Regions from separate parts of the Homo sapiens genome. Here region 1 is linked to region 2. A link is a loop called in an ENCODE intact Hi-C map of the cell type or tissue named here. Cell type or tissue: gastrocnemius medialis. All regions are shown on one strand. Each heading gives the region's core, and the rest is flanking DNA. Links, peaks and the distances in the headings are about the cores only. Region 1 overlaps SLC12A6 (solute carrier family 12 member 6). Region 2 overlaps GOLGA8A (golgin A8 family member A).

Region 1 (12,846 bases), core at 1-8,000, 100 kb after region 2:
TTTTAAATTTTTTTGCTTATTTCCTTGGTTGACTTTTGTTGCTGATTTTAAAGAAATTATTTGTTTTGATCATTCATTTTTTTCTTTTCTTTTCAATTGTTTGTTTTTCAGACCTGAGTCAGAACTCCATCACAGGGGAACACAGCCAACTGTTAGGTATAGTATTACTGTGGGGATTGACTTTATCCAAAGTCACCCTTAACTCATTTATCCTAACAGACATTACTCCCTTCTCTGATTCTATTTTCTATCCCCTCCTTTTCTACTTCCCACCCAACAACTTTTTTCCTGCTGTTTCTATTCCCAACTTGCCAAGTTTTAGGAAACTACTTCTATAATTGATTACTAAGACTCAGTTAAATTAAAAAGTAATTTTGCATGGTTTATGGTTAAAAAAAATCTAAGAACTAGAATTTTTTAAAGATAATTTGGAAAAGAAGATATTATAATAGCTTTGTAATATCTGACTTTGCAGCTAATTTTCCCTTTTTATTACTTTTCTTGGCCTTTTGATCCCCTTTTTAATTATTGAAAGTACTTCATAAACAGTATGTCCTTAAGCAGTCCTTAGAATTTGGTGTTCCAGTTCCTTATCTATGAAACAAATTATGGAAATGAATTTACTTCCTCTGGGTACCACTTCTTTAAAGTAAGTGCATAATTTGACAAGAATTTCTCTTTTTTTTTTTGAGACAGTGTCTCGCTCTGTCACCAGGCTGGAGTGCAGTGGTGCGATCTCCACTCACTGCAAGCTCCGCCTCCCAGGTTCATGCCATTCTCCTGCCTCAGCCTCCCAAGTAGCTGGGACTACAGGCGCCCGCCACCACACCCAGCTAATTTTTGTATTTTTAGTACAGACAGGGTTTCACCATGTCGGCCAGGATGGTCTCCATCTCCTGACCTCGTGATCCGCCCACCTCTGCCTCCCAAAATGCTGGGATTACAGGTGTGAGCCACTGCACCCGGCCTTGACAGGAATTTCACAAGACCTCAGGACTGATAAATTTTCAAAGTGTAAAAAGAAACATACCCTGATGAGGCATTCAGCTCAAACAAAAGGCATATATAAAGAAAGTAAAAGTATCTCTTCTTCTTACCACCTCATTTCCACCTCTTAAAAGTACTTGCTGTTGACAGTTTCTTGGGAATTCTTCTAGAAATTTTTAATTATAAATTTTTGTATTATATATGACTATCTTTTCCTTTTTATATCAATGGTGTTATAGTAAATGGACTGTTCTATTATACAGACTGCTTCTTTTTACTTAACATTTTACCTTGGACATCTTAGTACATAAAGTTCTGCTTCATTCCTTTGTTTGTGATGGAAGAGTATTTCATTGTGCTCCTGCACTATAATTTTATTCAGCCAGTTTCCTACTCATGAGCATGTATTTCCAAGTGTGTTACTGTTGTAAGTTGTGTTGCAATGAATATCTTATACTTATATCCAGTATATAAGATAGATATATCAGTCTTAATGCCAGTATATTTGTAGGGTAAATTCCTAACAGTGGAATTCCTTACTCAAAAGATATGTACATGTTTAAAAAGATACATCAGCTTAAACTCTCACCAGTATGGAGTAATGCTTGACTCTCTATAATAAAAAAAAAAACAGGTATTATTAATCTTAAAATAGTTTCTTTACCTAATAGGTGAAAATGGCATCTCTAGTTTTTTATTTATACTTCCTTCAGTGTAAGTGAGGTTAAGTAATTTTTAGTATATTATTTGGTATTTAACACTTGTGTGTCTATGTATGCTTTGATTTGAGGCTTATTTTGATCCCTGCTGAGCTTTTAGCTGTTTAAATATGTGTAAAGCAGCTATGGAAAAATAAGCTATCAAAAAGTCCAAAGTAGGGAAAGTAAAAACTTCAGAGGATTAGTTGAAGAAACTGGGATACTCCTTTTTCGTTCTTTCTATATTAAAGACTTAGGATAGTCCTTGGGTTAATGAGAAGAGTTTATGAGACCATAGCCCTCATTCCTTTAGTGAGTTTATATGCTGAAACAGTACCTGACATCCTAGGCACTCAGTATATATTTGTTAAGTAAATGGTTTGACATAAATATACAAATCTGATCACCAAGGTCCTGACCGTGTGATGTTAGAGGTTTTTTGTTTTTTTGGTTTTTGGTTTTTTTGAGATGGAGTCTTGATCTGTCACCCAGGCTGGAGTGCGGTGGCACGATCTTGGCTCACTGCAACCTCCACCTCTCAGATTCAAGCAGTTCTCTGGCCTCAGCCTCCTGAGTAGCTGGGACTACAGGTGCACGCCACAGCGCCTGGCTCATTTTTGTATTTTTAGTAGAGTCAAGGTTTCGCCCTATTGGTCAGGCTGGTCTCGAACTACTGACCTCAGGTGACCCACCCACTGTGGCCTCTCAAAGTGCTGGGATTACAGGCATGAGCCACCACTCCCGGCCACTTTTTTATACTTTTATATTGGATAGTTTCTATACATTGCTCAAAATTAGTCTTCTGTATATAAAAATTTTATATTTGGATCAGGAACGATTAAACTTTCATTGAAAAATTTTGCCAGACCATGAAAAGAACATCTTTCCTCTAAACTATGAAAGTGTTTCTGTCCCTGATACATACATGACAGGCAGAGATGTTTGAGAATAGTTCATTATCAGGAACACATGTACAATGGAGGCAGCTTAGCTAGTGAAATGGACAGTCAAAAGTTGATACAGTTCTAGTATTACTAAGCTGGATTTTGTTCCCAGCTAATCACCTGCAGTAAAGGATACCTGGGGAACTGTAGGCAAAAATAAGTAACTTTGATTATGAAGGAAGAGTTATCTTAGTCATTATTAGCCAAAAAATTCTAATAGTATTTGCAAAGAGACTGCTTCAAACATTAATCTCATTTGGCAGCCTACAGTTGCATTCAATTTTTAGCCAACCTGAGGATTCATCCAGTCTTCTGGCCAGATTATCAGGTATGTCCATCCTGCCAGCCTGAGTTCTCTCTCCTAGATTCATGGAGTCAGATCATATTTTCCTTTTTTCTCATGCTCTGAAGAACTATCCTCTTCTGTCTTCTGTCTTAAGTATCTTTGTTTTAGCTGTAGCCTCAAAACCTTTAAAAGTCTGGTTTAATTAAAAGAAATTCATGAGTTTGCAAAAGACTGAAAGATTTTTTTTGTTGTATTTTCTAACCATCTGATAAGTTACTCAGAAAAGGCATTATAAGGTTGAATGAAAATCTTCCAACCAGGCGCCGTGGTTCACCACGCCTGTAATCCCAGCACTTTGGGAGGCCAAAGCAAGTGGATCGCAAGGTCAGGAGTTCGAGACCAGCCTAGCCAAGATGGTGAAACCCCATGTCTACTTAAAAAAAATTGGCCGGGCATGGTGGCGGGTGCCTGTAGTCCCAGCTACTTGGGAGGCTGAGGCAGGAGAATCGCTTGAACCAGGAGGTGGAGGTTGCAGTGAGCCAAGATCGCACCACTGCATTCTAGCCTGGGCGGCAGAGTGAGACTCTGTCTCAAAAAAAACAAAAACAAAAAAAGAAAAAGAAAAAAAAAGAAAATCTTCCCAGCTCTCCCTAAAAACCTTGTTTAGGATAATTTGGCCTGGTAGGTGAAAAACTGGTTCAATTGCCTTGCCTGCTTAATTGAATTTGTAATAACATCTTTCAGACCTTTGCTGTTGAATTGGATATATAAAAGCCCTTTCCAGTCCTTCTAAATGTTTTTACTGTCAACAGGGCACAGTTATTTTAATGTATCTACTGTTCCCACTGACTCATCGGGTCTCTTGCAAAACTCAGGGTCAGGCTGAGGAGATATACGGGAGGGTGAAACTGCTGTTGTAATAATCAAGCTGTACACCTGTGATTTATGAACTTTTCTGTGTGTGTGTGTGTGTGTGTGTGTGTAGCTTTGCACTTAAAAAAATTTTTAGAAAGCTAGCAAGCAAACAAGCCATGGGTCCTGGCATTATTAAAAGTTTTATCAGGCATCCAAGGAAAAATAATTCGAGTCTTCTGCAGTCAGTCTCTCATAAGGAATAGAAAACCAAGTAACTACTACCTCAGTTTTGAGGCTTTTGCAACCTTGATAACCAAAACTTAAGAATGGCAACATGAGATTAAAAAAAAAAAAAAGTATAGGCCAACCTTACTTAGGAACATATCTACAATCCTGAACGAAATATTTGCAATCTGAATCGGGCAACATATTTTTTTAAATTATCCCCTCATCAAGTTGAGTTTCTGCTAGAAATCCATGGTTGGTTTAATATTGAAAGTTAATTTATATAATTCACTATGTTAACAAATTAAAAGAAAAATATTGTATAATAATCTTAATAGAGGTTGAAAAAGCATTTGATTTGAAACATACCTGATATGGTTTGGCTGTGTCTCCCCCCACTCATCTTGACTTGTAATTCCCATAATCCTCACGTTTTGTGGGAGGTAACAATCATGGGGGCGGTTTCCTCTATGTTCTTATGATTGTGAGTGAGTCTCATGAGATCTGATGGTTTTATAAGCATCACGCATTTCCCCTCCTTGCACTCATTCTCTCTCCTGCTGCCCTGTGAAGAGGGGCCTTCCACCATGATTATAAGTTTCCTGAGGCTTCCCTAGCCATGCTGAACTTGGAGTCAATTAAACCTCTTTTCTCTCTCTCTTTTTTTTTTTTTTGTTTTTTGTTTTGTTTTGTTTTGTTTTTTGAGATGGAATCTTGCTCTGTCACCCAGGCTGGAGTACAGTGGCATGATCTCGGCTTACTGCAACCTCCATCTCCCAGGTTCAAGTGATTCTCCTTCCTCAGCCTCCCAAGTGGCTGGGATTACAGGGACCCACCATCACACCTGGCTAATTTTTGTATTTTCAGTGGAGACGGGGTTTCACCATGTTGTCCAGTCTAGTCTCAAACTCCAAGCCTCAAGTGATCCGCCTGTCTCGTCCTCCCAAAGTGCTGGGATTAGAGGTGTGAGCCATTGTGCTCAGCCAAACCTCTTTTCTTTATAAATTACCCAGTCTTGGGTATTTCTTCATAGCAGCATGAGGAAGGGCTAATACAGTAAAAACCCAGTATTTAAGTTTATGAGTTCATAATGATAATTTAAAAAATGAGCCAGGCACAATGGCACACGCCTGTAGTCCCAGCACTTTAGGAGGCTGAGGAGGGAGGTAGGAGGATTACTTGAGGCCAGGGGTTCAAGATCAGACTGGGCAACATTGCAAGAACCCATCTCTACAAAAAAGCAAAAAATAATTAGCCTGGCATGGTGGCACACACCTGTAGTCCTAGCTACTCTGGAGGCTACAGTAAGCTGTGATGGTGCCACTGTACTCCGCGACAGAGTGATACCCTGTCTCTAAAACAAAACAAAACCCACAACTAACTGGTCACCATTGGAGTATTTAGTGAACCAATTATTCTGAGAACTGGTCAGTAAAGGGAAAGAATTATTCGTCCTGTTTTTAACTGAACCACTTGGTAATCAAATAGTAGATTAAAGGAAATGTCTCTTTTTATAGAGGTATTCTAGCTAATAAATGAAGGAACAATAATAGAATGAGAATATTACCATTTGGTGACCTCTCATAAATTAATGGAGCTAGGCATTACTCATCAACAATTGCTAATATCTCAAAAGGAAAGACAACCAGATGACAATGACATGTACCTCCTGGCAGTTCATAATACCACTGTGAAGTAGTTTTCCTCCCTACCCTCCTAGAAGTACTGAATGTGATTAAGCTTTTAGATTCAACTACCAATTTATAGGAATTACAAAAAAAAAAAGAGCATGTTAAACAGCATCACATGGATGCCATGATCAAAACCCAGACCATCAGAAACTCTCCAGGACAAATGACATGGTTTCCTTAACACATCAATGGCAAAACAAAGTATAAAATCAAAAACATGTAGCATTTGGGATAACCTTTCAGATTCACATAGTCACATAGTACAAACCCAAACCTGTGCCAAGGGAAATTAGGTACACCTACTGCTCTCTTGCCTAACTCAGACTAGCAAAGGCCATTTGACAAGATCAGGAAGCTAAAGGAGTAACTTGAGATTTATCTAGGGCCCAAATTATAGTATAAGTGGTAATTGACAAATGCAACATTATAGAAGTAATAACATCACAACAGTAAAGTGTTTATATAAAGAGTAAGACCTTTGGTATACCTTTTTTCTGTTTACAAAAAAAAAATATGCCATGAAAAACAGAAATCTGAAATATTTAGTAGAATTATCCTATCAGTTTTCATTTGAATTATGCAGTGAAACACCAGTAAGTTTCCCAAAAATGTCAGCATTATTTAGATAGTAAAATGAGAAAAAAGAAACATAATAGTGTCTGGGCGCAGTGGCTCACACCTGTAATCCCAGCAGTTTGGGAGGCTGAGGTGGGTGGATCACCTGAGGTCAGGAGTTCAAGACCAGCCTGGCCAACATGGCAAAACCCCATGTCTACTAAAAATACAAAAAATTAGCCAGGCATGGTGGCAGGCGCCTATAATTCCAGCTACTCGGGAGGCTGAGGTAGGAGAATTGCTTGAACCCTGGAGGCGGAGGTCGCAGTCTGCTGAGATTGTGCCACTGCACTGCAGACTGGGCAACAGAGCAAGACTCCGTCTCAAAAAAAAAAAGAAAGAAAGAAAAAAAGAAACATAATAGTAATCTGACAGGTGATGTAATGCAAACCATTACTGAGGCCAGTCTCAGTGGGGATCCTTCAAAGGAGTCATTTTAGGATTCTGAATAATCCTAAAAGAGCCCTGGAATATGGATTTGGTTCTTAGTTCCTGCAGAGTAAAGATTATTTGCTACTCAGAAACTAGAAGTTCCATTCCATCTGGTATTTCTTGGGGTCACAACAGTGACCTAAACTTTTGAAGGCTGAACTCTAAAGCAGCATGGTTTCCCACCAAGATATTCAAGCCAAAAATTAATCCTTGCCTTTCAATATAATCACTTCTAATTTCATGCCTTTTGGTATAACCACACTTGATGAATGCTTCATTTCTTGCCTTGGAAAGCCTTGACCTTTCATGACTGTCCACAAGCCATGATTGACCAGGAACTCTTTGGGAGCCTCCCATTGCACAACACTACCACAAGTAGACCATGAGTAGGACATTATTGGTTGGAGGCATCATTGGTCTCATAAAATGTAGACAAAAATCTCCAGGGATATTCTTCTACCTTTCTAAAAAAAGTAAGCAAGCAAATGGAAGGTGGGCCAGAAACAGCCAGGATCCAGACTGTCTGATGATAATAAGACAAGGCAAGCCAGAGCTGCTAGGAGGTGGCTTGGACAGCAGGTAGCAGAATGGGACAGGATTGTCTCATGCCAGATTTTTGTAACAGCATCATTGTAAGGTTATTGAATAGCAGAGAGGTAGTATGTTGAACTCTTACTTCCATAACCCTCAAGAGAAATGACATGGTCCTGAGTCTGGGATACAAAATTCTATTAAATGTTTAAATCAGTAGAGGATGCAGTTAGGAAGATGAGCAAACTCCTCAGGAATAAAAGACTGTTTAAAGAGAAGGAAAATAAATGGAAATTCTAGAAAAGAAAAAATATATATAGATATAAAAAAGAAATTAAACAGTAGCTTAGTAGTAGGTAAATAGCGTAAACAAAAAGAACTACACCTAGATACATCTTAATGAAACTGCAGAAAATCTAAGAAAAGATCTTGAAAGCAGCCAGAGAGAAAGGACAGTTCATCAAAGGAACAACAGAATGACAGAAGAATTCTCAGTACCAAAACACAAAGTTACAAGCCAGAAAACACAAATAAGTGTACACAAAAATTTTGTAGAGACAAGGTCTCACAATGTTGCTCATGCTAGTCTCAAACTCCTGCCCTCAAGCAGTCCTCCTGCCATGGCCTCCCAAAGAGCTGGGATTACAGGAGAGGGCTGCTGCGCCCAGCCTGGAGACATCTCTGACAGTCACTACTGGAGGTGCTACTGGCATCTAATGAGTAGAGGCCAGGGATGCTCTTAAATATTCTACAGTGCACAGGACAGTCCCTCACAGTAATTATTTGCTCCAAAATTCCATAGTGCTGAGTTTGAGAAACCTAAAGGAATTCTAAGGAATATACCTCAAGAAAGAATAAAATGATCCTAGAAGACTAGTAGTCTGAAATGTAAGAAAGAGTAGTGAATAAATGAACTAGTAAACTTGTACATCGACTCAAATCAGTGTTGTCTCAATAAAACAACTCTAATATCTTATTTATGGAGTTTTTTTTTTTTTTAAAAAGAGACTACTGGGAACGTTGGACACCAATATTAGGTAAGTCAGGAGGAGAAAATTGGAATTGAAGTATTAGAAAGTCTTCGTGTTGTTCAGGAGGATGTCAAGCAATTGTTTAAACTTATTTAACAATTTAAGATATATAGTAAAATTTCAAGGGTAATTGCTGAAAGAACAGAAATAGAGAATGGAAACTAGAGGGGAAAATGTCATTAAGGAAAAACAAACCAGAAAATCCAAAGAGTGGGAGAGATAGAGGATGAGAATGAGTCATAGAGAAAAAACAAATAAAAAGATGTTAGAACCCTGTCTAAATATATTAATCACTAAGGTTGATGGACTAAACTTGGCAGTTGAAAAGACAGATTGTCAGACTTTTAAAAATCCAACCCAAACAAATAGATGATAAACTGTGTTGTTTAAAATGCCAATAAATTTGGAGGTAATTTGTTGAGCAAAATAATAATAATAACTAAACAATAGATGTATGTCTAAAATTGTTGTGCCAGCCAGGCCCGGTGGCTCACACCTGTAATCCCAGCACTTTGGGAGGTTGAGGCAGGCTGATGGCTTGAGTCTAGGAATACGAGGCAACATAGCAAAACCTCATCTCTACAAAAAATCCAAAAATTAGCTCTTCATGGTGGCATAAGCCTGTAGTCCTAGCTACTTGGGAGGCTGAGGTGGGAGGATCTCTTGGGCCCAGGAGGCTGAGGCTGCAGTGAGCTGTGATCGCACCACTGTACTCCAGCCTGGGCGTAAGAGTGAGACCCTGTCTCAAAAAATAATAATAATGATAAATAAAATTGGCATGACTTCTTGGTGGATTAAACCTTTTGTTATTATGTGGTATAAACAAAACTGTCATGCCTTCTTGGTGGATTAAACCTTTTGTTATTATGTGGTTACCTTCTAATACCTAATAAAATGTTTCTCATAAATTTATCTGATACTAATAAAATTATATCAGCTTTCTTTTGGTTAGTATTTGCCTGATATATCTCTTTCCTTAATGTTTTCTTAATGTTCAGCTTTTGTATGTCCTTATATCTCTTATAAATAGTATATGTCTAGATTTTATTGTTTAATCCAGTCTGTCAATCTTTGTCTTAGTCTATTTACATTACTGGTTTTATTGATATGCTTGGACCATTGTGCCATCCTAAATTATTTGTCCCACTTTTTCTGCTTCTTTATAATCTCTTCTTAAAAAAAAAAAAAAAAAAAAAAGCTTTCTGTATTACCCCTGCTTCCCAAATGAACTATTAGCACACTCTCACATTACTCTCTCCTTTGGAAAATCTATCCATTAACTAACTTACGTGGTCTGGCTCCTTTCTGTCTTTCTAAATATGCTCTCCTTTCCTCACTGTCCTTTAGCTATATTGTCCTTTCTGCTTTATGAATTCACTTGAATTGGTTCTGCTTTAGGATCTTTTAAAATTGCTGTGTTCCCTCTGCCTGAAATGTAGGCTTTTCCTTACTATCCTATGCCAGGAGTGTGCTGCAGCCAGCTTATACCAGCTCACAAGAGCCAGTTAATGCAAATCTCTTCCCAAAACCAGGTTCATTGTCTTCACATTAGTAGTTTGAAAATGGCCATGTGTGAGTATTTATACCACAGAAATTGTCAAGTACTGTAAGTCGGATTTGTTTTAATTCTTTAGAGGCTGTTATCAGCACACCAATGATCTTACATGAAGTCGTCATTCCCCTCCCTAGTCACAGTCTCTCCCAGTACCTATTTGATTTTCTTCCTTGAACTTACCACTTCTTGAAATTCTTTTTGGGTTTTTTTGTTTTTATTTTGTCTTTTTTGTTTGTTTTTTTTTTTTTAATTGCTGTTGTTGTTTTTACTTACTTTCTGTCTTCTGTAACTTCAGTATATGCACAGTAAAGGCAGGGTCTTTAACTGCCATGTCCACTGCTATATCTCTAGGACCCAGAACAGTATCCAGTACATCCTAGGAATTTAATAAATATTAGTTGAATAAATGAATTACTCAGAAGTGGTGATAATTTTAAGCTATACTCTTTTTTTTGAGACGGAGTCTCGCTCTGTCGCCCAGGCTGGAGTGCAGTGGCACGATCTCGGCTCACTGCAAGCTCCGCCTCCTGGGTTTATGCCATTCTCCTGCCTCAGCCTCCCAAGTAGCTGGGACTACAGGCGGCTGCCACCACGCCCGGCTAATTTTTTGTATTTTTTAGTAGAGACAGGGTTTCACCGTGTTAGCCAGGATGGTCTCAATCTCCTGACCTCGTGATTCGCCCGCCTCGGCCTCCTAAAGTGTTGGGATTACAGGCATGAGCCACTGCACCCAGCCTAAGCTATACTCTTTAGAATTTTCTGGAGCCATTAAGAAGAGGAAAAGAATTACATTTTTCTATTTATAACTTTTTGTTACTGAAAATATCAAAGGTACAGAAAAGTAGAATAGCATAATGAACTTTTATGAATGCATCACCCAGCTTCATCAATGTTACAAATCTGTTTTGAAGACCCTACCTAATTTTTCCCTAAACTGTTTTAAAGAAAATTCCAGACATCATATGATTTTACTTGCCCTTTTTAAAAAAAAGAGTGATATATTTTCTCTTATTTTTTGTTTCAAAAATGCCTTTTTACCTTTGATGTGTTGAGTCAGGATCCTAACAATGTTCATTTGCAATTAGTTGATATGTCTTTTAAGTCTCTTTTATCTATAAAAGTTCACCTTTTAAGTTTATGCCATTTATTTGCTGAAGAAGTCAGATCATCTTGTAAAATTTCTCACATTCTGAATTTGGTGATTAGATCCTTCTAATGTTTAACATATTCCTCCTTTGTGTTTTCCTTGAACTGATAGTTAGATTTCGAGGCTTGATTAGATTCAACTTCCATTCTTTTGGAAAGAATACATCATAGCTTGTACAGTGTATTTTTCATTGTATTACAGGAGATTGTGTTGTCATACCTTCAGAGATGTTAAAGCTGATAAGCAGGCTCCAGATCAGCCTGATCCATCCATTGTAAAGTTTTGCCTCAGCCTTTCACCTAATGGTTTTAACAACCATTGATTATCGTTGCCTAAATCTGTTATTTTATTAGTGATTTTTTTCTGTCATTCCATCTATCATTAATTAGCTGGAATGCTTCTATAAGGAAGAAATTTTCTTTTAATTATTGGTTACCCTGAAATACAGTTGGCACAAGAAAGGCAAGATGATTGCTTACTTCTTTCCATTTTTTTTTTTCTATTTATTAATGTCATTTTTCAGAGTCATGTGTTGTTTCCTTAACCCCGCAAAGGTGACTTTTTCAGAATATCATTTTGAGTATTTCATAAATTTGCATTTCAATCCATCACATTATTTATTTTTAATGTTTGTATTATTCCATTTTGGGGCATTGGGAACCCCTTCAGTTTGGCTCTGTGCCCTTTGATGTGACCCAGTAATTTTGATAGTTTATTGACTGTTTCTCAAGCCCATCCTTATACATTTAAGCTTATAGGGTTTTTAATTCTTTAATTTTTATATTGGTATTTATTTCCCCAGTATTGAAAATCTTGGCTTTTAATAGCATTTATGTTTTTTTTTCTCTTCTCTCCTTCCAGACTCTGTAATTATATAACTTTTGCATAATAATGAAACAAAGTTAAGGAAGTGCTCAAATAAAGTTTGCTGTCTTATGGGCCTGGTCTCCTTTTTTTCCTCATAGCTCTTTCACCGAATTTTTGTCAGATGCCTCTTTTAACATTAAAAAAAAATGTGGAAGGGTTTGTACAAAAATAATAGTTAAATGACATAATTTTTTTTCTTTTTTCAACTCCCCCACAAACCTGCCCCGAGACAGGGTCTCACCCTGTTGCCCAGGCTGGAGTGCAGTGGATCAGTCACAGCTTACTTGCAGTCTTGAACTCCTGGGCTCAAGGAATCCTCCTGCCTGAATAGCTAGAACTATAAGCATGCACCACCATGCCCTGCTAATTTTTTAATTTTTTTTGTTGAGGCAGGGTCTCAATGTTGCCCAGGCTGGTCCAGAACTCCTGGACTCTAGCAGTCTCCCACCTGGGCCTCCCAAAGTTCTAGGATTACAGGCATGAGCCACCATGCCTGCCCTATTTTTTTTCAACTTTTATTTTGGATTTAGAGGGTACATGTACAGGTTTGTTACATGTGTATATTGCATGATGCTGAGGATTGGGGTATGGGTAATCCTTTCACCCAAGTAGGAAGCATAGTGACACAGGATTTTTCTTGGCCACTTTGCCAGCCAGAGACCTCCAGCCAGCAACATCCATGCCCAGGCTTTGCTCAGGCCCGAGCTCACCAGAAGAGATGCCCTGTCTATTCATCCTGCTGGGCTATGCCTGGCTTGCGCTCCAATGCAGATCCTGCAGCCGTGGCAATTGCGCACTGGTGGGAGGGGGTGAGGGAGTGAGCGAGTGCAGTGTCCAGCTGGCTGCTCCAAGCAGTGAGACAGAAGCGGGCTGTATGTAGGGATTGCTGCTGGACCAGGCATGTCACACTGAGGGGAACATGGTGGCGCCCAGACGGGTGTCCGCAACCCTGAAACCTCAGAGGGGGTGTTACCGTGTGCTA
Region 2 (16,082 bases), core at 4,370-12,369:
GCTTAAAGAAGTCCAGCTGGAGAGAGATCAATATGCTGAACAAATAAAAGGAGAGAGGGCCCAGTGGCAGCAGAGGATGAGGAAAATGTCGCAGGAGGTGAGATCTGACCCTTCAGCCTCCCGCCCCACCCCCCCCCCACCAACAACTTAAGATAGGTCACTGGATCTTTCTGGGCCTCTTTAAAATGGGAATAGTGCAGCCAGAGGTGGTCCTGGGTCTGGGCTTTGTGGAGGTGGGGGCAGAGAGGGAGATGGGAGCCTGTCCAGCCACCAGCCCCTCTCTCCAGGGCCCTTTCCCCCTGTGCTTTGGGCAGGTTTGCACATTGAAGGAGGAGAAGAAGCATGATACGCATCGGGTAGAGGAGCTGGAGAGGAGCTTGTCCAGACTCAAAAACCAGATGGGTAAGATGGGGCTGGCATGACCTGGGAGCAGGACTGGCATCAGAGGGCTGTGGGGGTGGCTTAGAGTGCCCCAGGGAGGTGGGTGGATGGCAGGGCTTTGAGGCAGAGGGAAAGAGGTCTGTGCCAGGAGACAAGTCTTGTCATCTCCCTGAGCCTCAGTGTCCCCATGAGCAAAGAGGGCCCGTTGTCAGCCACCCGCAGTGCTCTCTATCTGAAAGTGGTTTGGAAGACTGGCTACCATCCGGGTGCGAGGGATCGTTAGCAGTGAAGCCAAGTTTGGGAGCCTGAGAGGAGCTGTGCGCCAACAGGAGGGTGTTTTGTTGTTTTTTCTGTTTTGATTTTTGTTTTGAGAATCCAGAGGCCCTTATGATCTGCTTCCTTTCTCAGCTGAGCCACTGCCCCCGGATGCCCCAGCAGTGTCCTCTGAGGTGGAGCTGCAAGACCTGAGGAAGGAGCTGGAGAGAGTGGCAGGAGAGCTCCAGGCTCAGGTGGAAAACAATCAGTGCATCAGTCTCCTGAACCGTGGGCAAAAGGAGAGGCTTCGCGAGCAGGAGGAGAGGCTTCAGGAGCAGCAGGAGAGGCTTCGGGAACGGGAGAAGAGGCTTCAGCAGCTGGCCGAGCCACAGAGCGACTTGGAGGAGCTGGTGGGTTGCCCCACCTGGGGAGCCTGCCCTCCTCCCTAGCCCTCCAGGCCTTTGTTTCCCCACCTGTAAAATGGGGCAGTGTAGCCCTCACATGAAATATTACTTCCAAAGGCACCTGTGAGCCAGAGCTTTGCTCTGGTGGCTGTGGGAGAGAGGAGAGTATTTTTCTAACTTGGCTCCACCCTTCCCGGTGCCATGGGAGGCAGACACCAAGTTCTGGGGTCTCCAGCTGCAGTGGGTGGCTGCTGATTGCTTCTCTCTGTCCAGAAGCACGAGAACAAGAGCGCACTGCAGTTGGAGCAGCAAGTAAAGGAGCTGCAGGAGAAGCTGGGCCAGGTGATGGAGACGCTCACCTCGGCCGAGAAGGAGCCAGAGGCAGCAGTCCCAGCCTCAGGGACTGGGGGCGAGTCTGTGAGTGGGGAGACCCTCCGGGCCCTGCAGGAAGTCATGGAGAAGCTGGAGGGGAGTGAGTCCTAGCATGGGCCAAGAAGGGCAGGGCTGGGGCAGGTCGCTGCTGAGATGTGACCCCATTATTTTGGCTCCAGAGCGGCCTTATGGACCTCCTGGAGGAGAAGGCGGACCTGAGGGAGCATGTGGAGAAACTGGAACTTGGATTCATCCAGTACCGGAGAGAGAGATGCCATCAGTGAGTGGGAGGCCAGGGCACGGCAGGGGGAGCTGCAGGGCTATGGGAGGGGCCCCAGCGTCTGAGCCCTGTCCTCCCGCAGGAAAGTACATCGCCTTCTAACAGAGCCAGGGGACAGTGCCAAAGATGCGTCACCGGGAGGAGGCCATCATCAGGCTGGCCCAGGACAAGGAGGAGAGGAAGGTAGGGTGTGCAACATCCCTGTGGGGGTGGGGGTGGGGTGGGGGTGTGGGTGGGGTGGGCATGAGGGTGGGCGCCAGCAGCGGCCTGACAGCTGAGCACCCGTCCCTTCAGGTGAAGCTGCTGGAGCTGCAGGAGATGGTGTTGCGGCTTGTGGCAGCTACAGCGAGGGGCACGGCAAATTCCTGGCCGCTGCCCGGAACCCTGCTGCTGAACCCAGTCCAGGAGCCCCAGCCCCCCAGGAGCTCGGGGCTGCCGACAAGCATGGTGGTGAGTAGAGCCCCCAGGCGGGGTGAGCAGGCAGGAGCGGGGGGCGGCTAGCACTCCACTCAGATCCCCGCCTCCCTCTCTCCAAAGATCTTTGTGAGGCGAGCCTCACCAACAGCGTGGAGCCTGCACAAGGAGAAGCCAGGGAGGGTTCTTCCCAGGACAACCCTACTGCACAGCCAGTCGTGCAGCTCCTTGGTGAGATGCAGGACCACCAGGAGCACCCAGGCTTGGGCAGCAACTGCTGTGTGCCATGCTTTTGCTGGGCTTGGCTGCCGAGAAGAAGGAGATAAACACCACCATCATCAAAGAGCTGCTCAAGAAATTTTTAAAAACGAAACAAAGTTATGGGGTTAATCTCCTACACAATTCATTTACTTCATTTGAATGTTAGAGCTACTCATGATTATTTGTGTTTCTAATTTATAGTTTAAGTTTATTTGTAAAAAGTTAAAAGAGAGTGGGTCTCTGTGGCTCTCACTGATGTTCACTCTGGCATCCTTCAGCATTTTTCTTTTTTCATTTCATAATTGTAGGTCATTAGCATGCATATCGAGTTTGCCCTTACGTGGTGGGAGTTCAAACACACAAAGACCCACTCTTTGCACAAAACTGTTCTCGCTGGTTTGGAATAGGCTCCCGTGCTTTTCTAATGTTATTGCAGCATGGATGTCCATTACAGAATTCAGATAAAATTTGCTAATGTTCTGCTATGATGTTTGATCTCATCTTAATCACAGTGAGCTCTTCTATAGCTCAATATGCGGTTTGCCCTCAAGTGTGCACTGTTTATTACTTTGTAATATGCCACTGTGAGTACTGACATTTAGAGCTGTTTAAAGGCCGAGAACTGGAAACAGCCTTTCCTCCATTTTCTGTGTATTGGTGATGGGAGTGATAACCTTTTGGGGGAGCTTTCTAAATCTCACAGAAGAGGAAAGTGGCCTGCTCTGGCAGGTATGTGCAGGATACAGTGTGTTTCATCTGTTCCGGTGCCAAGAATGAGCAGTGTACTGTGGCAGTTCCCTTTGGATTTGTATGTGCTCTGGGCTCATGAAGATATTGCATCGTGAGCTGCAGCAGTTGCACTCTTTTTCAGTGACCTAAAAAGGGCTTATTTCCGAGGAATGAAAGGCTGCCATCATTGGCTGTGGGTGTGAAAAACCTTTCCTAGCTTAGAGCATTTGTATCTACAATACATTTTAAAGTCAGAGTTCGTGTTCCCTGTTTTAATCACATGACTACCTGTCCCAGTACACGAAAGGGCGCTGGTTGGCATTCTTCTTAATGTATTTAGTGAAGATCATAAGAAATCCTTTAAGAGTTTAAATGTCTCTGAAACAGGCATACAGGCTCTAGTCAAGAATGAATTAGAGTGAAGGAAAGCTGTGTGACACCTGGCATTCCTCTCTGTTCATGGAGCTTCTTTGAGGCTTGAAGTTTGATTTTACTATCTAGACCTCTCTGGCTAATACCTATTCTTCAACCACCTCGGTTACTCTGACATAGGAATTTACTTCTTTTCCTTGAGTGGAAAACACTTTAGAAAGTAATAACAAACATTATTATAAACTAATATATGTGAGAGTACTTAGTTGAAACAAAAAGGAATTTTAGTAGACAGTATTATATTATCTTTGAAAATCAAGGAGAAGTTTATGCAACTTAAAATGTTTACACACTGTGGTGCAATCTACTGTTTGTGAATGTCTGTATTATCAGGAAACATGTCTATACGATCGCAGAGTTGTATTTCCTCACAAACTTCTTTACGAAGAGTGAAATACGTTTTTGTACCTCTCATTTTCAGTCAGGGACATACTTTGTGCAATATTTCTGTGATTGTGCCTATGCATGATGAATGAATGCATTTCAATCATACATTGCCTAAATCATAACTTGATGATGCTTGGGAAAGAATCAACAGTTAAAACTTCATGAAGTTCTAATGTCTGTGTTCCAAAACACATCACATTATTAGGTTGTAGGGAGATATGTAGGTGTGCTCCCTGGGGTGGGGAGTTTTCTAGTTACTAGACCATCTCCATTTTTAGCACTTGGCAGCCTCATGATCCTTTTATAAATGTGAGATTAACAGGAGAGCAGCAATACGATTTTGCCAATGGAATAACAGATTTGCCGGCATTCACTGAAAGAGGGCAGATATTGGGTCCTTGTAACTTCAACTGACTCTTCCAAATTGTATGAATTTATCAATGTATTACACAAATCCAGTTTCAGAATGATAAAAAATGTTAGACCAAATAATGCGGCTAATTAACAGTCGTATGATTTCTAGCCCATGGGTTTAAAACTGTATCTTAAAGAGTCATTTTAAAATAATATAAATATTAAAAAATGTAACTGCTATCTTAATGTTCTGAAATAAAACATTTTAAAATATAAATCCTGTAGTTTAAAAGGAAGAAATGGTGGGAAGGAAAAGTAGAGAAAGAAATGCCAATTCCAGGCCAAAGCGTTATTTGCCAAGTTTTCTTAGAATGAATTTTACCAATGTATGAGTTCTTGTTAACAGAATGTGTAACGGAAATACTGAAAGACTTTTGCTTAAAGTGGCATTATTGACTGCTGATGTGATGCTACTGTAATGCAATAAATTTTTAAATTGTTGCAAAGTGCTGTTTTTGCCTTAAAATTTTATTTTGCGTGTCTTGAAAACTATAGTATTAAAAGTATTGATATTGTGCAAATACTGGGCATGCTTGGCATGAGATAATCTGTTTCATTGTTACAAAAATGTAGTATAACTATGCAAGTGTTTATTGAAAGAACACAACATAAAAAAGGTATGGGATTAAAAAAGTTTTGGGGTGAAAAAGTTATCGGATAAAAATGTAAAAAAGTTGTGGCAAAAAGTAGAAAAAAGTTTTCTGAAAAGTTATCATGGAGCACGGTGGCTCAAGCCTGTAATCCCAGCACTTTGGGAGGCCGAGGTGGGCAGATCACCTGAGGTCAGGAGTTCGAGACCAGCCTGGCCAACAGAGTGAAACTCCGTCTCTACTAAAAATACAAAAATTAGCTGGGTGTGGTGGTGGGTGCCTGTAATTCCAGCTACTCAGGAGGCCGAGGCAGGAGAATTGCTTGAACCTGGGAGGTGGAGGTTGCAATGAGTCAAGAGTGCCACTGCACTCCAGCCTGGGTGACAAAAGCAAAAACTCCGTCTCAAAAAAGAAAAAAAAAAGTAAAGGAGTAAAGAATGGCTACTCCAAAGACAAAGCAGCGGCATCAGCTGCTCAACTGATTATACTTAGTTACTTCTTGATTATATGCTAAAAAGAAAAGTGGGGTACAATGATCTTCCAACCAGGAGTTTCAACATGTGGTCTCTGGGCAAGATGAAACAGCAGACAGTTGGCTCTGAGTAACAGAAAAGATAGAAAAGAGAAAGGAGAAAAGGGGAGAAAAGCATTGTCTGTGGCAGGGTACATAGCTCCGGGAGGCCAGAGAAAGACCCACCCATTGCAGCGACGCTGAATCAAAAGTTCAGGCACCTGCTTTTCAGTAATGAAGGGAGCTCTTCCAACAGTCCCATCAGCTCTCATCTTTCCCACTTTAGGGAGAAAAATGCTCCCACATCTGGTGATCCTGTACATGCCTAATCCTGTCACCCACAGCCATCAGCAAACAGTGCAAGGCAGATTAATCCAAAGAGAATAGCAGATAACATCCCATAATTCCAAATCCATTTTTAACCAAGAGGGACTTTACTGAGAGGGACCTCTAACCTGTAACCCCCTGAATCTTAGGAAGGGCTCTAACCTTCCTAAGTTGGGCCTCTAACCCAAGTTTGGTCAAGTGTCCTTGCCTTTTATTAAGGAGGCCTTTAACTCTGTCTTAGTAGGGACTCTAACCCTCCTAAGTTGGGCCTCTAACCCAATTCCATCCTTTACCCACGTTAAATGTACCCCTCCTCTTACTCAAAGTCGGCCAATTGGTATTGCTGTTTTCTTTGGGTCAGAGGTTTCCTCAATATTGTCCCTTCGTGGTTCAACCAGAAGACATTACCAGAAAGGGATCCTGATCCAGACCCCAAGAGAGGGCTTTTGGATCTCACCCAAGCAAGAATTCAGGGTGAGTCCATAGACTAAAGTGAAAGCAAGTTTATTAAGAAAGTAAAGGAATGAAGAATGGCTACTCCATAGACAGAGCAGCAGCATGGGCTGCTCAACTGATTATACTTATAGTTACTTCTTGATTATATGTTAAACAAGGGGTGGATTATAAGTTTTCTGGGGAAGAGGTGGGCAATTTGTGGAAATGAGGGTTCCTCCCGTTTTTAGACCATATAGGATAACTTCCTGACATTGCCATGGCATCTGTAAACTGTCATGTGCTGGTGAGTGTCTCTTTTAGCATGCTAATCCATTGTAATTAGTGTATAATGAGCAGTGAGGACAACCAGAGGTCACTTTTGTTGCCACCTTGGTTTTGGTGGGTTTTGTCCATCTTCTTTACCATACCCTTTTGTCAACAAGGTCTTTGTGACGTGTACCTTATGCTGACCTTCTATCTCATCCTGTGACCAAGAATACCTATCCACCTGGGAATGCAGCCCAGTAGTTGTTAGCCTTATTTTACCCAGCCCCTATTCAAGATGGAGTCACTCTGGTTCAAACTCCTCTGATAATACAATGAAGTAACAACCAGGGAAGGAGTGGCAAGAAGCAAGGACATTGCAGGACACACAAAAGATGAGGAAAACAAATGATAAAAGAATAGAGGTTATTGATGAAAAGGTCAAACTCTATAAAATATTTGAAGAGATTTATTCTGAGCCAGATATGAGTGACCAATGGCCCATGAGACAGCCGCAGTAGATCTAGAGAACATGTGCCCAGGATAGTTGGGCTACAGCTGGGTTTTATACATTTCAGGGAAACATAAGACATCACTCAATACATGTAAGATGTACATTGGTTCGGTCAGGAAAGGTGGGACAACTAGAGGGGGCGAGGGGTGGTTCCTTCCAGGTCATAGGTGGATTCAAAGATTTTCTAACTGACAATTGGTTGAAAGAAGTTTTTTGGAGTGTGTGTTTTTTAAGCTATCTTCTACCAAAAAGAGAAAGAGTTTATTATCTAAAGACCTGGAATCAGTACAAAGGAAGGTCTGGGTTAAGATAAGGGGTTGTGGAGATCAAGGCTTTATCATGCATATGAAACCTTCAGGTAGCAGGCCTCAGAGCTCTTATTGTCTCTCGTGTCCATATGAAGAGACCACCAAACAGGCTTTGTGTGAGCAACAAGGCTGTTTATTTCACCTGGGTGTAGGCGGGCTGAGTCCAAAAAAGTAGTCAGCAAAGGGTGGTGGATTATCATTAGTTCTTACAGGTTTTGGGATAGGCGGTGGAGTTAGGAGCAATGTTTTGCGGGCAGGGGTGGATCTCACAAAGTACATTCTTAAGGGTGGGGAGAATTACAAAGAACCTTCTCAAGGGTGGGGGAGACTACAAAGTACATTGATCAGTTAGGGTGGGGCAGAAACAAATCACAATGATGGAATGTCATCAGTTAAGGCTATTTTCACTTCTTTCGTGGATCTTCAGTTGCTTCAGGCCATCTGGATGTATACGTGCAGGTCACTGGGGATATGATGGCTTAGCTTGGGCTCACAGGCCTGACATTTATCAGACCCAAAAAGGTGTCAGACTCAGTTAATTCCTTCCTGGATCAGGAAAGAATCAAGGATTCTCTATAGAATATACATTTTCCCAATGAGAGAAAGCTTTGCAGGACCATTTCAAAATATATCAAAGAAGGCTGGGCATGGTAGCTCTTGTCTGTAATCCCAGCATTTTGGGAGGCCAAGGTGGGTGGATCACTTGAGGCCAGGAGTTCAAGACCAGCCTCGCAAACAGGGCAAAACCTCATCTCTACTAAAAATACAAAAATTAGTTGGGCATGGTGATACACGCCTGTAATCCCAGCTACTTGGGAAACTAAAGTACTAGAATTGCTTGAACTCAGGAGGCAGAGGTGGCAATGAGCCAAGATCACATCACTGCACTCCAGCCTGGGTAACAGACTCTGTATCAAAAAATATACACACACACACACACACACACACACACACATTATATAATATATAATATATATATATATATATATATATATATATCTCTGAAAGAAATATATTTTGGGGCTGGGCACGGTGGCTTATGCCTGTAATCCCAGTACTTTGGGAGGCCAAAGTGGGCAGATCATGAGGTCAGGAGATCAAGGCCATCCTGGCCAACATGGTGAAACCCCATCTCTACTAAAAATACAAAAATTAGCTGGGCGTGGTGGTGTGTGCTTGTAATCCCAGCTACTTGGTCGGCTGAGGCAGGAAAATAGCTTGAACCATGGAGTCAGAGGTTGCAGTGAGCTGAGATCGCACCACTGCACTCCGAACTGGCAACAGAGTGAGACTTCATCTCAAAAAAATAACAAAATATATATAATAATAATATATATGTAAGAAATCAAAGTGTTTTACATATATGTATATATATATATATTCGATTTATTTTAGTCAGGCTGGAATTTGGTGTCTTATTGCTACAGGAAGTCTGTTTTATTCTTAAGATCTCTATTTTAATGTTAATGCTGGTCACCCATGCCTGCATTCCAAAGACAGGAGAGTGTAAATAAGTCATGCCCCATCTCCTGCATCTCATCATGGTCTGAACTAGTTTTTCAGGTTAATTTTGGAATGCCCTTGGCTGAGAGGATAGGTCTATTCAGTTGATTGGGAAGCCTAGAATATTATTTTTGGTTTACAAAATCCCACACCAGGCACACTGCCTAAGAATTTTTCATCAGCTTCATAGAGATAAAGAATTGAAAATTAGTATCAAAACTTTCTCTGTATATCGTTGAGGGTTAGGTGTATGTGATTGTGTTTAATTTAATTATAGTATTAAATTATTACTCCATAGGTTTGAGTCCTAAGTTTAATAACTCTTTCTGATATGGTTAATTTATGTTAAAATATTAGACCAAGACTGTATCTGCCCCAAGCACAGACCCTCACGCTCGACACTCCTCCACCAGTCCAAACTTGGTGCCAGCTCCCCATGAATGATGATATCTTCACACTTGCAGTGACAATGCCCCCCAGGGTATCTTGCCTTCCATCACGGGGTGCCCACGGAACCAGTACATGACAGCAGGCATGGCTCAGAAGGACTCTTATGTGGGTGACAAGGCCCAGAGCAAGAAAGGCATCCTGATCCTGAAATACCACATCCAGCACAGCATCATCACCAACTAGGACGACATGGAGATCTGGAACCACACCTTCTACAACAAGCTGCACATGGCTCCTGAGGAACATCCCATGCTGCTGACTGAGGCTCTTCTGAACCCCAAGGCCAACTGCGAGAAGATGACCCAGATCATGTTTGAGACCTTCAACACCCCTGCCATATATGTGCCATCCATGCTGTGCTGTTGCTGTATGCCTCTGGTTGTACCACTGGCATTGCGATGGACTCCAGTGATGGGGTCACCCACACTACCAAACTACAAGGGGTACACCCTCCCCAGTGCCATCCTATGTCTGGACCTGGCTGGCTGGGACCTGACTGACTACTTCACGAAGATCCTCACCGAGCGTGGCTACAGCTTCACCACCACGGCCCAGCAGGAAATCATGCGTGACATCAAGAAGAAGCTGCGCTACATTGCCCTGGACTTCAAGTAGGAGATGGCCACCATGTCCTCCAGCTTCTCCCTGGAGAAGAGCTACAAGCTGCTCCAGAGCCAGGTCATCGACATCTGCAACAAGTAGTTCCACTGCCCTGGCCTCTCCTCCAGCCTTCCTTCCTGGGCATGGAACCCGTGACATCCATGAAACTACCTTCAACTCCATCATGAAGTGTGACGTGGACATCCATAAAGGCCTGTACGCCAATGCAGTGCTGTCCAGCGGCACCACCATGTACCCTGGCATCGCCCAACAGGATGCAAAAGGAGATCACTGCCCTGGCTCCCAGCATGATGAAGATCAAGATTATTGCTCCTGCTGAGTGCAAATACTCCATGTGTATCATTGGCTCCATCCTGGCCTCGCTGTCCACCTTCCAGCAGATGTGGATCAGCAGGCAGGAATACGAGTCCCACTTCTCTCGCCCCCATCTTCTACTGCAAATGCTTCTAAGCAGACTGTTACTTAGTTGTGTTATACCCTTTCTTAACAAAAACCTAACTTGCATAGAAAACAAGATGAGATTGGCATGGCTTTATTTGTTTTTTGGGGAGTGTTTGTTTGTTTGATTGGTTTCGGGTTCTGTTTTGGTTTGGGGTTTCTTTTTTTTTTGGTTTTTTTTTTTTTGGCTTGATGATTCAGGATTTACAAACTGGAACAGTGAAAGTGACAACAGTCTGTTGGAATGAGCATCCCCCAAAGTTCTACAATGTGGCCAAGAACTTGGATTGTACATAGTTATTTTTAATTTTTATTTTATTTATTTATTTTGAGACAGGGCCTCACTCTGAGGGTCTCACTCTGTCACCAAGGCTGTAGTGCAGTGGCCCAATCACAGCTCGCTGCAACCTCAACCTCCAGGGCTCAGGTGATCCTCCCACCTCAGCTTCCCAAATAACTGGGACTACAGTGCACACCACCGTGCCTTGCTAATTTTTCTATCTTTTGTAGAAAAGGGGTCTCACTATGTTGCCCAGGCTGGTCTGAAACTCCTGGGCTCAGGTGATGTGTCTGCCTCAGCCTTACAAAATGCTAGGATTACAGGCATGAGCCACGACGCCAGGCCTGTTCTTTTTTTTTTAATAGTCATTGCAAATATCATGAAATGTATTGTTACAGGAAGTTCCTTTGCCCTCCCAAAAGCCACTCCACTTCTATCTAAGGAAAATGGCCCAGTCCTCTCCTAAGTCCACACAGGGGAGGTGATAGCATTGCTTTCATGCAAATTACATAATGCAAAATGTTTTAAATCTTAGCCTTAATAACTTTGTATTTTGTTTTTGTTTTGTTTTTACTCTTTTTTGAGACAGGGTCTCACTCTGTCACCCAGGCTGGAATGCAGTGAGGCGATCTCAGCTCACTGCAACCTCCAGCTCCCCAGCTCAAGTAATCCTCCCACCTTAGCCTCCCGAGTAGCTGAGACCACAGAAGTGCACCACCCTGCTTGGCTAGTTTTTTGTATTTTTGGTAAAGATGGGTTTTCACCATATTGCCTATGCTGGTCTCAAATTCCTGAGCTCAAGTGATCAGCCTGCCTTGGCCTCCCAAAGTGCTGGGATTACAGGCATGAGCCACTGCGTCTGGCCTATTTTGTTTTATTTTGAATGAGCCATTGTGGCCACACTTTTTGTCCCTAAACTTGAGGTGTATGAAGGCTTTTGGTCTCCCTGGGATTGGATGGAGGTGTGAAAGTAGCAAGGGGTTACCTGTACACTGACTTGAGACCAGTTCAATAAAAGTGCACATTAAAAAAATACAATATTAAAGTCATAAAAGTAAAATTATGTGTAACTATGCATGTATGAATTGCCTTAATTGAAAAAAAATGAAATTATAAAATTATTGGAACTATCTTGGAAAACACAAGATGTACAGAAACCTGCCCTCCTTTAAATAAGAGATAAAAGAAAGCTATGGAATCGTCTCTAAGAACCTTTAAGAAATTGTCTTAATCTTCTCAGGCTGCTGTAATAAGATGCCATCAACTGGGTGGCTTAAACAACAGAAATTTATTTATCACAGTTCTAGGGGCTGGGAAGTCCAAGATCAAGATGCCTGCAGATTCGTTGTCTGGTGAGAGCCAACTTTCTGATATGTAGACAGCTGTCTTCTCACTGTGTGCTCACATGTCGTTTCCTCCATATGTACTCATGGAAAGAAAGATCTCTTTCTTTCTTTCTTTCTCTCTCTCTCTCTCTCTCTCCCTCCCTCCCTCTCTCCCTCTCTCCCTCTCCCTCTCTCTCTTCTTTTAAGGGCACTAATCCCATCATAAGGGTCCTACCCTCATGATCTAATCTAGACCCAATTATCTCCCAAAGACTCCACCTTCAAATAGCCATCACATTGGGGTCTAGGGCTTCAACATATGAACTGGGGGAAGAGAGACACAAACATTCAGTTCATAACAGAAATAAATCTTGTCCTAGTGTGGTGGCTCACACCTGTAATCCTAGCACTTTGGGAGGCTGAGGCAGAAGGACTGCTTGAGACCAGGAGTTCCAGACCAGTCTGGTCAACATAGTGAGACCCTATCTCTATTAAAAAGAAATGAAAATAAGATTAATAAAATTAAAAATTTAAAAAGGACGGGCCACCAGTAGTGGCTCACACCTGTAATCCCAGCACTTTGGGAGGCTGAGGCAGAATGATTGCTTGAGCCCAGGAGTTTAAGACGAACAAAGCAAGACCCTGCCTCTATTTAAAAGAAGAAGGAGGAGGAGAAGGAGGTGGGGGGAGGAGAAGGAGATGGGAGGGGGAGGAGAGGGGGAGAAGGAGAAGGAAGAGGAGATGGGGGAAGAGGAGTAGGAGAGGTAGGAAGTGGGGGAAGAGAAGGAGGAGGAAGGGAAGGGGAGAAGAGGAAGAGGAGGAGGGGAGGAGGGGAGGAGAGGGAGGATGAGGAGGAGGAAGAGGAGGAGGGGAGGAGAGGGAGGATGAGGAGGAGAAGAGGAGGAAAAGGAGGAGGAGAGAAAGGAGAGAGGGGACGGAGAGGAGGAGGAGGAGAAGAAGAAAAGACGGAAGAAGGAAGAAGAGGAGGGAGGGGGAGGGGGAGGAGGAGAAGGGAAGTGAGGAAGGAGAGGAGGGGAGGAGAGGGAGGATGAGGAGAAGAGGAGGAAAAGGAGGAGGGGGAAAGGAGGAGGGAGGGGATGAAGAGGAGGAGGAGAAGAAAGAAGGAAGAAGGAAGAAGAGGGAGGGGGAAGGGGAGGAGGAGAAGGGAAAGGAGGAGGAAGAAGGGGAGGAGGAGGTGAAGGAGGAAGAGAAGAAGAAAAAGAAGAAAAGAATGCTGAGAATGCTGACTGCCTTCTTTGAGGCTATAAAACATGGGAGGTTGGGAGGGAGTCTAGACAGAAGTAACTTCTGGCTTCTGTCTGGTTCCCCCTTCCAACAGAAGATTAATGGTATCCAATAATCCAGAATTCCATTGATATGTCATTGTCTCCAGTACTCCCAGGTAATGGTGACTGATACAGATACAGGGGTCAGGTGGAGGAGAAACCTGTCTAGCCTGGTGGATATTTTCAAGGGAGTGACAGATGCTACCAGAGATGATCAATTTCTCAACGTTATTCTTTACAACTGGGTTGCCCCTTCTCAGACTGCCTGCAGAAAGGCCATCATAATAGTTTGGTGAGGGGCTAGAAAAAGGGGAAATGTGGATGCTTTCATGACTCATTCATAGAAATGAACTTCTTAGTTCATCCTGGATGACTGACACCGGCAAATATTTGATTATCAAAACTCTACCCCTGTAGTTGGGTTTTCATAGTATTTATTGCTCTTGAAGAGCACCAAAAATTTTCATTCTGAATTTGATGTATTTTGAGATGACTGTTCAGAAAGCCTGCAAAGCTGTCTTTTGTGGGGGAGATCTGCATCTGCAGAGAATCTGCATCGATGCAGAAAGGCTTTCTCTGGTGCTCTCCCTTGTCCAGATTTAGGAAAGATTAACTGAGAGTCTGACATCTTAAAAGGTCTAACAGAAACCTTTACCACCTATTCCTTCTAAAGGCTACTGTCTGTGAGATTTCATTTGTTCACCAAGACCGTCTTTGCTGGCCAGGCCTCTTCTTCTCCCCCTCCCATAACCTGTCTTGCCACCATAACCTGTTTTGCCCAGATGCAAGCTCTCATTCTTTCTGTAACCTCAAGGTGGTATAAAAGCAACCATTGGGCATTTCTTTGAGTTTTTATATTTTGTATGACTCCCACACACATGCGTGCATCAAATAAAATTTGTAGGAGACCGGACCCAGTGGCTCACACCTGTAATCCCAGCACTTTGGGAGGCCGAGGCGGGCGGATCACCTGAGGTCAGGAGTTCAAGACCAGCCTGCCTAACATGGCGAAACTCTGTCTCTACTAGAAATACCAAAAAAAAAAAAAAAAAATTAGCCAGGCATGGCGACGTGCACCTGCAGTCCCAGCTACTCAGGAGGCTGAGGCAGGAGAATCGCGTGACCCGGGAAGTGGAGGTTGCAGTGAGCTGAGATCGTGCCACTGCACTCCAGCCTGAGCGACAGAGCGAGACTCCGTCTCAAAAAAAAAAAAAAAAAAAAAAATGCGTAGGCCTCTTTTCCCTTTAATCTATGTAATCAGTTTGTTTTATAGACTCAAATTATCAAACATTCAAGGGAAAAATTTAAACTTCCCTACACTCTCATCTTTCCCTGTCTCCCACCTTATGAACATTATCTTAGTCCTTAAACCTCCTTCTAGGCTGGGCGTGGTGGCTCACGCCTGTAATCCCAGCACTTTGGCAGAGGCAAGTGGATCACCTGAGGTCATGAGTTCGAAACCAGCCTGGCCAACATGGTGAAACCCCATCTCTACTAAAAATACAAAAAAAAAAAAAAAAAAAATTAGCCAGGCATGGTGGCAGGCACCTGTAATCCCAGCTGCTCAGGTGGCTGAGGCAGGAGAATCGCTTGACCCGGGAGGCGGAGGATACAGTGAACCGAGATTGTGCCATTGCACTCCAGCCTGTGCAACAAAAGTGAAACTCCATCTCAAAAAGAAAAAAAAAAAACCGCCAGGTGCGGTGGCTCACGCCTGTAATCCCAGCACTTTGGGAGGCTGAGGCGAGTGGATCATGAGGTGAGGAGTTCGAGACCAGCCTAACCAATATGATGAAACCCCGTCTCTACTAAAAATACAAAAATTAGCCGGGTGTGGTGGTGCCCGCCTATAATCCTAGCTACTCAGGAGGCTGAGGCAGGAGAATTGCTTGGAGCCGGGAGACGGAGGTTGCAGCGAGCTGAGATCACGCCATTGCACTCCAGCCTGGGCAACAGAGCAAGAGCGCGACTCCGTCCCAAAACAACAACAACAAAAGACAAACACACACACACACACACACACACACACACACACACACACACACACAAACTTCTCCCCAAAGGCAAGGCAAGGGAGACTAATACATGCAGTTGTACTTTCTCGGTTCTGGTGAGAAAGCTGAAATCATCTGCTTAAAAAAAAAAGGTTTGGGTTGTACATGGCGGCTCACTACCTGTAGTCCCAACAGTTTGGAAGGCCGAGGTGGGAGGCTCACTTGAGGCTAGGAGTTCGAGACCAGCCTGGGCAATATAGCGAGACCCTATCTATACAAAAATAAAATGTGGAAATGATGTATTTGTGTTGGGACCTCTGTGTTATATACAAAAACATCCCAGTGCAGCTCCTTGGTCTCAGTAGGATGCATGAGCCTTCAACCCTCTCAGCCTGGGCTCAGAAAATTTCCTGGAGCAGATTAATTTGGAGTTTGGTTTAAAGGAGAAGCCAGTGGCGGCAAACACTCTTGGTTATGAGAGGTCTCTTTTTCTTTCACTTTCTTCCTTCAGCTCCCCTAACTGCCATGCAATGGGCAGAAGACATAAAGTGAACTTAAGGCGTATTCTTTCCTCAAGCAATGAGACTCTTACCCCTTTTGTCATGGCAATGGATCTCAGAGTCCACTTAATTCCCTGGTCCCTGATCTCAAACGATGGCCTGAGGCTAAACAATTTGTTTTCTAGGGTAGCTTGGAGCTTGTGGGTGAGGGGAATTACTACTGTGTCCTCTGCGTTCACCCAGAGAGTGACAGAGATCAGGAACCACTGCCTCTCCCCTGCCAGACCTTGTCGGGCTCATGGGAAGCACATGCGTCAGTGTACTAGGGATTCCTGGCGCCTCAAGGGTTCAAGCAACCCTCACACCAGTAAAGGCGGCCCTGCCTAGCACAGGCAGGACGCGGAGGT

What was found. Hi-C counts contacts between places; a loop is a spot of excess contacts. Peaks named below come from ENCODE experiments on the same cell type or tissue, not always from the same donor. Only the 100,000 strongest peaks of a DNase experiment are listed, where the experiment ranks them.
Region 1: a loop joins it to region 2, with 2.6 times the contacts of the local background. A loop is called at or near these places in 2 of 110 quality-filtered maps.

What each region holds. Positions count from the first base shown.
Region 1 is chr15:34,262,655-34,275,500 of GRCh38, reverse strand. It overlaps SLC12A6 (solute carrier family 12 member 6), which reads left to right. Exons shown (of 26, transcript NM_001365088.1): 3 at 112-156. Among named protein-coding and RNA genes, the nearest start is that of EMC4, 44 kb to the right of the region's middle. In gastrocnemius medialis, for the core only: no CTCF peak of the experiment used is centred there; a DNase peak (open chromatin) is centred at 3,800; H3K27ac peaks cover 243 bases.
Region 2 is chr15:34,367,761-34,383,842 of GRCh38, reverse strand. GOLGA8A (golgin A8 family member A) reads left to right here. Exons shown (of 25, transcript NM_181077.5): 18 at 1-97; 19 at 315-402; 20 at 790-1,046; 21 at 1,314-1,457; 22 at 1,592-1,692; 23 at 1,775-1,875; 24 at 1,987-2,142; 25 at 2,230-4,775. The coding sequence ends at 2,432. MIR1233-1 (microRNA 1233-1) reads left to right here and starts at 1,693; the gene lies at 1,693-1,774. It also overlaps the pseudogene ACTG1P15. RefSeq lists enhancers at 14,088-14,147, 15,603-15,892, 15,492-16,082. In gastrocnemius medialis, for the core only: no CTCF peak of the experiment used is centred there; no DNase peak of the experiment used is centred there.